Regions from separate parts of the Homo sapiens genome. Here region 1 is linked to region 2. A link is an interaction called in ENCODE POLR2A ChIA-PET data of the cell type or tissue named here. Cell type or tissue: PC-3. All regions are shown on one strand. Links, peaks and the distances in the headings refer to the core of each region. The heading gives the core; the rest is flanking DNA. Region 1 overlaps IPO11 (importin 11). Region 2 has its middle 58 kb from the start of KIF2A.

Region 1 (4,400 bases), core at 125-4,124, 170 kb after region 2:
GGTCTCAAACTCCTGACCTCAGGTGATCTGCCCGCCTCAGCCTCCCAAAGTGCTGGGATTACAGGCGTGAGCCACTGCACTGGCCTGCTGTTTCTTTTTCTTATAATGGCATCAGTTATATTGGTTTAGGGCCTTACCCTAACAACCTCATCTTATCTTAATCACCTTAAAAACTTTATCTCCAAATACTGAGGGTTCGGGGGTTAGGGCTTCAACATGAATTTTTAAGGAACACAGTTCAATCCATAACATTCAGTTACTCCTTTTTCAACTAGTACTAACTTAACAAGGATTTAAGCATACCCAAGTCTCTTATTATCTTTTTTTTTTTTTATTTTTTTTTTTTGAGACAGAGTACTCACTCTGTTTCTCAGGCTTGAGTGCAGTGGTGCTATCTTGGCTCACTGCAACTTCTGCCTCCCAGGCTCAAGCGATCCCTCCACCTCAGCCTCTCTGGTGGCTGGGACCACAGGTGAGGCGCAGGCCACCATGCTTGGCTAATTTTTGAATTTTTTTTTGTAGAGATGGGGTTTTGCCACATTGCCCAGGCTTGTCTCAAACTCCTGGGTTCAAGCGATCCACTGGCCTTGGCCTCCTGAAGTGTATTGGAATTATATGGGTGAGCCACCGTGCCTGGCCTCAAATCAAGTCTTATCTGAAATATACGCTCCTTACCTTAGATTCTTAGATTCCTCTTCAGCTTTATCTATAATTATTTTTCTTAGTTTTTTTTTTTCTCCTTTTTTTAAGAGACAAGGTCTCTTGTTACCTAGGCTGGCCTCAAACTTCAGGGCTCAAGTGATCCTGCCACTTCAATCTCATGAGTAGCTGGTACTACTTGTGTGTGCCACCATGCCCAGCTTATTTCCTTTAAGTTTCTTGAAAGAATTCTCTATATTCATTTTCTTCACCTCCTTATTGGTTAATTTTTTTTTTTTTTTTTTTTTTTTTTGGTATTTTGAAGGCTGACAGTCCATAGCAGTCACTGAATTTGATGTAGTGGTGATCACCATTGATATCTTTGTTGCTAAATCTAATGGAATCTGTTTAATCATTTGCCATTTTAACTACTTGTTCGTTCTTGAAATTTTCTTCTTATACTTCTGGGACACCATATTTTCCTTATTTCCTTCTTAGGTTTTAGCCAGTCTTTTGTTGGTTATTTTTCTCTTTTCTCTGACCACTTTAGATGTTTGACTCTGAGGCACTACCCTGCTCTCTTCTGAAAACCTTCAGATAAAAATCCAAACTACGTAGTTTAGGAAATAAGGACTTCAATGCACACTCTTCATGAATGGTCTCATTTGTGACTTCAACTATTGCCTCTATTTTGATGACTCCCAAATCTGGCTTTTTAGCACAGGTCTCTCTTCAACGCTGACATATGTAGTTGTCTTAAAATACTTGACATTCATGTCAAAAACGTTGTGTATTTCAACCTTCCTGACATTGTTTTCCTCCTATGAGCCATGCAGGCACCAATCAGTTGGAAAAGCCCAAAATCTTAATTCTTTCCCCTTATTAACTTATGTGTAACCCCTCCTCCAACTCTCCAACTATCTAATTATTTTATTTCCAACTCTCCAACTAGCCATTATTTATTTATTTATTTCTGAGACAGAATTTCACTCGTAGCCCAGGCTAAAGTGCAATGGTGCAATCTCGTCTCACCGCAACCTCTGCCTCCCAAGTTCGAGTGATTCTCCTGCTGCAGCTTTCCGAGTAGCTGGGATTACAGGCATGCACTACCATGCCCACGCCTGCCTAGTTTTTTTTTTTTTTTCTTTGAGAGAGAGTTTCACTCTTATTGACCAAGCTGGAGTGCAGTGGCACCATCTCGGCTCACTGCGACCTCCGCCTTCTGGGTTCAAGTGATTCTTCTGCCTCAGCCTCCTGAGTAGCTGGGATTACAGACGTGCGCCACCATGCCTGGCTAATTTTGTATTTTTAGTAGAGTATGTTGGTCAGGCTGATCTCAAACTCCTGACCTCAGGTGATCCACCTGCCTCGGCCTTCTAAAGTATTGGGATTACAGGCATGAGCCACTGCACCCAGCCAACACATATCATATAGTTTAAAATGTAAGTGTTTCCAGTACAGTAAGCTATTAACAGTATAGTGCTATGAACAGCATTCATATAGTTAATAGCATTATGCAGAAAAATTAAGGATATCGGGAACATAGAGATTCTTGGTTGAGGAGTGAGCCCTTTTAGATTGGCAGTTAGTGGAGACCTCTTTAAATAGAGGACAACTTGAGCAGAATGGAATGCTGTCAAAGAGCAAGACATGCTTTTATCTAGAGACCAGAGCTTTCCAGCCAGAGGGAACAAATTGTACAAGGGATAAGATACATTTTATACATATTTCACTAAAGATGTTCACGTATTGTCTCCAAGTCTCTGTTAATATAGATAACTAGGTCATGCAGACAACCTAGTCCTTTGTCTCCTTATTCTTATATGCCTGTGCAGGGGTTTCTGTGATTATAGCACCAGGTGTGAAACTGCTGGGTCATAGAAGATACAGTCACGAGTTGCTTAAGGCTGGGATACATCCTGAGAAATGGGTCGTTAGGCAATTTTGTTGTTCTATGAACATCATATGAACAAACCTAGATGGTACAGCCTATTATACACTTGGGCTATGTGGTATATAGCTTATTGTATCTAGGCTATAAGCCTGTACAGCATGTTACTGCACTGAATACTGTAAGCAGTTGTCACAAAATGGTAAGTATTTGTGTGTTTAAACATGTCTAAACTTAGAAAGGTACTGTAAAAATACAGTGTAGAAGTAAAAAATGGTACATCTGTACAGGGCACTTACCTCGAATGGAGCTTGGAGGACTGGAAATTGGTTTGGATGAATCAGTGAGTGAGTGGTGAGTGAAAGTGAAGGCCTAGGGCATTATTGTACACTTAGGCTAAAATAAATTTATTAAGAAATTTTTTTCTTCAATAATCTTAGCTTATTGTAACTTTTAGTTTATAAACTTTTTGTCTCTGTTGCAGTAACACTTAGCTTAAAACACAAATACATTGTGTAGTTCTACGTTGTTTAAAACAGACGCAAACACACACATTAACTCAGGTACACACAAGGTCAGGATCATCAATATCTCTGTCTTCCACCTCCACATCTTGTCTCACTGGAAGGTCTTCGGGGGCAATAACATTCATGGAGCTGTCATCTTCTATGATAGCAATGACTTCTTCTGAATTATCTCCTGAAGGACCTGTCTGAGGCTGTTTTACAGTTAACTTTTTTTTTTAATAGGAGTAGTACATTGTAAAATTATGATAAGAAGTATAGTAGTGGGGCTTGGTGGCTCACTTCTGTAATCCCAGGGTTTAGGGAAGCTGAGGTGGGAGGATTGCTTGAGGTCTGGGGTTTGAAATCAGCCAGGGCAACATAGCCAGACCCCATCTCTACAAAAAGTAAAAAAATTAGCATGGCATGATGGCTCATCCCTGTAGTCCCAAGTCTCAACTATTCAGGAGGCTGAGGTGGAATGACTGCTTGAGCCCAAGAGTTCAACGTTGTAGTGAATTATGATGCCGGCATTGCTCTCTACCTCAGGTGACAGAGATCGTAACTCTTAAAAAAAGTAGGCTGGGCGTGGTGGCTCACGCCTGTAATCTTAGCACTTCGGGAGGCCAAGGCGGGTGGATCACGGGGTCAGGAGATTGAGACCAGCCTGGCCAACATGGTGATACCCTGTTTCTACTAAAAAAATACAAAAATTAGCCAGGCGTGGTGGCACACACCTGTAATCCCAGCTACTTGGGAGGCTGAGGCAGGAGAATTGCTTGAACCCGGGCGATGGAGGTTTCAGTGAGCCAAGATCGTACCACTGCACTCCAGCCTGGGCAACAAGAGTGAAGCTCCGTCTCAAAAAAAAAAAAAAAAAAAGTATAATGTAGTAAATGCATAAACCAGTAACATAGTTGCTTATTATCACTTTCAAGTGTTATGTACTGTACCTAATTGTATGTGCTCTGCTTTTATACAAATGGCAGTGCAGTAGGTTAGTTTACACCAGCATCACCACTAACGTGTGAGTAATGTGATTTACTACGACTTAGGATGGCTATGATGTCACTATGTGATAGGAATTTTAAAGCTCCATTAAAATCTTACGGGATCACTGTCGTATATATGTGGTCCATATCTGACTGAAACTTTTTTTTTTTTTTTTTGAGACAGGGTCTCACTCTGTCACCCAGGCTGGAGTGCAGTGGCACGATCGTGGCTCACTGCAGCCTTGACCTCCTGGGCTCAGGTGATTCTCCCATCTCAGCCTCCTGAGTAGCTGGGACTACAGGTGTGCCCCACCATGCCCAGCTAACTTTTTGTTTTTTTAGTAGTGATGGGGTTTCTCCATGTTGCCCAGGCTG
Region 2 (4,400 bases), core at 269-4,268:
TGTAATCCCAGCACTTTGGGAGGCCGAGGCAGGTGGATCATGAGGTCAGGAGACCGAGAACATCCTGGCTAACACGGTGAAACCCCGTCTCTACTAAAAATACAAAAAAAATTAGCCGGGCGTAGTGGCGGGCGCCTGTAGTCCCAGCTACTCGGGAGGCTGAGGCAGGAAAATGGCGTGAACCCGGGAGGCGGAGCTTGCAGTGAGCCGAGATCCCGCCACTGCACTCCAGCCTGGGCGACAGAGCGAGACTCCGTCTCAAAAAAAAAAAAAAAAAAAAAAGACTCCGTCTCAAAAAAATAAAATAAAATAAAAATAATACCTTAAGCAGATATGAATTTTTTTCAGAACACTAGTTTTAAAATATTGAAAAAATTGAAAAGTAGCTATATTAAAACTCACATTAAGTATTTGATTTATACCAAAATCAGAATTTATTATAAATTTATTTTGCTGGTTTTAATGGAAGCAAACTCATAGGTGATATTTTTATCTAAGTCAATAACCTTTTTTTTTCCGAGACAGAGTTTCAGTCTTATTGCCCAGGCTGGAGTGCGATGGCGCCATCTCGGCTCACTGCAACATCCACCTCCTGGGTTCAAGCGATTCTCCAGCCTCAGCCTCCCGGGTAGCTGGGATTACAGGTGCCCGCCACCACACCCAGCTAATTTTTTTGTATTTTTAGTAGAGATGGGTTTTCATCATGTTAGCCAGGCTGGTCACGATCTCCTGACCTCAGGTGATCCACCTGCCTCGGCCTCCCAAAGTGCTGGGATTACAGATATGAGCCACCGTGCCTGGCCGCCAATAACTGGTTTTAAAAATACGTAAAATCACATATCCAGTTATATAGTATGTAGTACACATCCTTCCTTTTGCAACATGGCTCAGCACAGCACTGGCTGGAACTATGACTTGCGGCTACCAGCCTCAAAGATTTTCAGGACTCTAAATGGAAACAGAACATCTGATCATATCTGACTCCTCACGTCTCCTGTCACAGCTCCTTTGGGTAGTAGCCTCTCTTTTCATAGAAAAATATCACTGTCAGGCTGACTTTTAGGGTCATGTTCCTAAAGGCCAATAAAGACAAGCTGTGTTCTCATGACAACAGGCAGAAATCAACCTCACACATCTGCTGACGCTCCAGAACATCTATGTGGACTTCCAAGCACTAAATATCTGAGAGTTACTGTCTTTTAAATACCCCCAAATGAAGGTTTTGAATAACTTTTCTGGAGCACATATGTTCATTTAACATTTATTGAAGACTACATCCCTACTAAATAAAACAGCCTATAACTGGGTTTGCAGATTCTATTATCCAGCCTTATGTTCTTTAAAATACCAATTAGTAGTGTATGTCATTATATCTTTTGTCATTTAAAAAGCATGTATTATGCATCTTTTATTACAGTAAAGGCTATATAATAATGCCTTATGCTTTTACGATTTTTCACTTGCATTCAATGCTTATGAAGGTTCTATGAGGTAGGTAGATATGATATTTTATAGAAATTAATGTATTAACTTTTTCTTTGAAGCTGCAGATTATCTAGTGATCAGCCCCCTCACTTTTTACTCACTGTCCTCTGATTCCAGTTCTAATGCTCTTTCCACACTGCCAAGTTGCCTCTTCTAACAGACACACAGCCTAATAACATAGGATTTCAGATAGACAAGTGTAGACAAACCAGGACTGTACGGTTGAATATAGGATGTCTAAAGTGATCAAATGAATATGAAATTATGATATAACCTGCCAAGGAAAAGATGAATTTTCCAGAAGGGAGAGTGAAGAGGAGTCATAGGGCGACTCAGTCCTGGACACAGCCACAGAGCTGTGGAGGCCCAGACCTGCCGGAGAGGTGGTGCCATGTGTGGTTACCATATGGCTGGGGGCAGAGGCGTGGTCGGCAGCACAGGCAGAGCTCAGAGCATGACAGCCTCACCAGAGACAAAAAGTTGAGTCACAAACCTGGCCTAATCAGAATCAAGAAACAGACCAGGCGGGGAGCGGTAGCTCATGCTTGTAATCCCAGCACTTTGGGAGGCTGAGGTGGGTGGATCACAAGCTCAGGAGTTCAAGACCAGCCTGGCAACACAATGAAACCCTGTCTCTACTAAAAATACAAAAATTAGCTGGGCGTGGTGGCGGGTGCCTGTAATCCCAGCTACTTGGGAGGCTGAGGCAGGAGAATCACTTGAACTAGGGAGACAGAGGTTGCTGTGAGCCAAGATCGTGCCACTGAACTCCAGCCTGGGCGAGAGAGCTAGACTCCATCTCAAAAAAAAAAAAAAAAAAAAAGAAAAAAGAAACAGACCAATTCTCAGAATGAATGCCAGTGAGAAGACCTAAGAAAACAAGAGACAGGCCAGGTGCAGTGGCTCACGCCTAGAAACCCAACACTTTGGGAGGCCGAGGCGGGTGGATCATAAGGTCAGGAGACTGAGGCCATCCTGGCCAACATGGTGAAACCCCGTCTCTACTAAAAATACAAAAATTAGCTGGGTGTGGCGGCAGGCGCCTCTAATCTCAGCTACTCTGGAGGCTGAGGCACAAGAATCTCTTGAACCCAGGAGGTGGAGGTTGCAGTGAGCTGAGATCATACCACTGCACTCTAGCCTGGAGACAGACCGAGACTCCGTCTCAAAAAAAAAAAAGAAAAAAGAAAACGAGAGACAAAACAGACTACTGTCCGTAATTTCTTTAAAAAACCAGGAGGAGAAGATAAAACTGTTCTGGAGATGGATAGTGGTATTGGTCGTACAATAATGTGAATGTTTAATGTCACTGAACTATACATTTAAAATGGTTTAAATGGTAACTTTTATTATATGTATATTTTTAACATAATATATATTGTGTTATATATAATTGTGTATACATGCACAATTTTTAACGTAAATAATTTTTTTAAATCAGACTCAAGTTGACCTAATTCTCTGTACCTCAGAGGCAAATCCTCCCAGGTCCAAAAAAGAAAAATAGTCAGGAGCTGCTTAACCAGTGATTGAGGTGAAGGCAGGGGAATTATACCCACCTAAAGGGACAATTTGTAAGTTTGTCAGTATTTTGGGGTTCTACTTTTTTTTTCTTTTTTGAGACAGAGTCTCACTCTGTCACCCAGGCTCGAGTGCAGTGGCGTTATCTCGGCTCACTGCACCCTCTGCCTCCCAAGTTCAAGCAGTTCTCATGCCTCAGCCTCCCAAGTAGCTAGGATTACAGGCACATGCCACCACGCCCAGCTGATTTTTGTATTTTTAGTAGAGACAGGGTTTCACTATGTTGGCCAGGCTGGTCTCAAATTCCCGACCTCAGGTCCGCCCGCCTCAGCTTCCCAAAGTGCTGGGATTACAGGCATAAATCACCACGCCCGGCCTAGTTTGTATTTTGGCTCTAACAATGAATGGGGTACAACTGGCTGGGGTCCTGGGATTAGAGATGCCCAATAATATGTGGGTCAGTCATGCAAACAAAAAGCTGTCTCATGTCAGACATGAGCTTTGAATGTCTTTCAAGTAGATGAAAAACCTATTTACAATGATGTGAGCCTAAAACCTAACTTTAATTTACACATAAAACACAAAATACTTTTGAGTAGTTTTAAATGCACTGAATTTTCTAGGAATACAATTTATAAATGCAAAGAAAATTGGACGTTGCCTCACTGAATTTTTCAGGAATGCACCTTATAAAGGCAAGGAAAACTGGATGTTGCTTCACGCATAACTTAACCCATTGTAGTTCATCATTTTGGAAAATTACAATACCAGTGGTGATGCCCCCTGTGGTATTTGAGTCATCAATGTATCACTGCAGTATCAGTCTGCATTTGTAGGTGTCACATTCACAACGATTCTAGGTATAAGTACAAGCATCTGGCTATAATGTATGTTTACTATAAATTAAATTTTTAAAATTTCTCCTTTATGTTATGCTTAGGTTATGTGTGAGATTTGCTTGTACTTTCTATTCACTTTCTTTTAGAATAGAAGATATTTATGAAAGGAAAAGGATATTGAGACTGGTGAAATGTATCTACATCCAACGAGGATGGCTTGGAGTACACAGCTACTGGGGATTTTCCAAGCACTTTGGGAGAACGCATGCATTCTGTTGTTTGAACAGAGACCACCCATTTATCACTGACATCCTGTATCCCTTTTCTGCTGCTATCGGGGGTCTAACCTTGTCCAGACAAGCCAGAAACATCTCGTTTTCTCTTCCAAGTACTCTGCAGCATCTTCACTGGAAAAGAGGAATTTCAGATGTTTGACTATTAGAGGCTTGACAAGGGCAGAGACAGCAGACACCTAGCACAGAGTGTAGTCAGTAGGAACTCTGAGGAAAAGGGCAATGATCAGTCAAAAAAGGTCAGCTATAATATGTTTCCTAT

The links. ChIA-PET counts read pairs that join two places held together with the same protein. Peaks named below come from ENCODE experiments on the same cell type or tissue, not always from the same donor. Only the 100,000 strongest peaks of a DNase experiment are listed, where the experiment ranks them.
Region 1: POLR2A ChIA-PET joins it to region 2 with 12 read pairs; 4 of 35 experiments call an interaction of 5 or more read pairs at or near these places.

Annotation. Positions count from the first base shown.
Region 1 is chr5:62,416,396-62,420,795 of GRCh38, forward strand. All of the region lies in intron 1 of IPO11 (importin 11), which reads left to right. Among named protein-coding and RNA genes, the nearest start is that of IPO11, 5.8 kb to the left of the region's middle. In PC-3, for the core only: no CTCF peak of the experiment used is centred there; no DNase peak of the experiment used is centred there.
Region 2 is chr5:62,246,466-62,250,865 of GRCh38, forward strand. No RefSeq gene overlaps it. Among named protein-coding and RNA genes, the nearest start is that of KIF2A, 58 kb to the right of the region's middle. In PC-3, for the core only: no CTCF peak of the experiment used is centred there; a DNase peak (open chromatin) is centred at 1,976.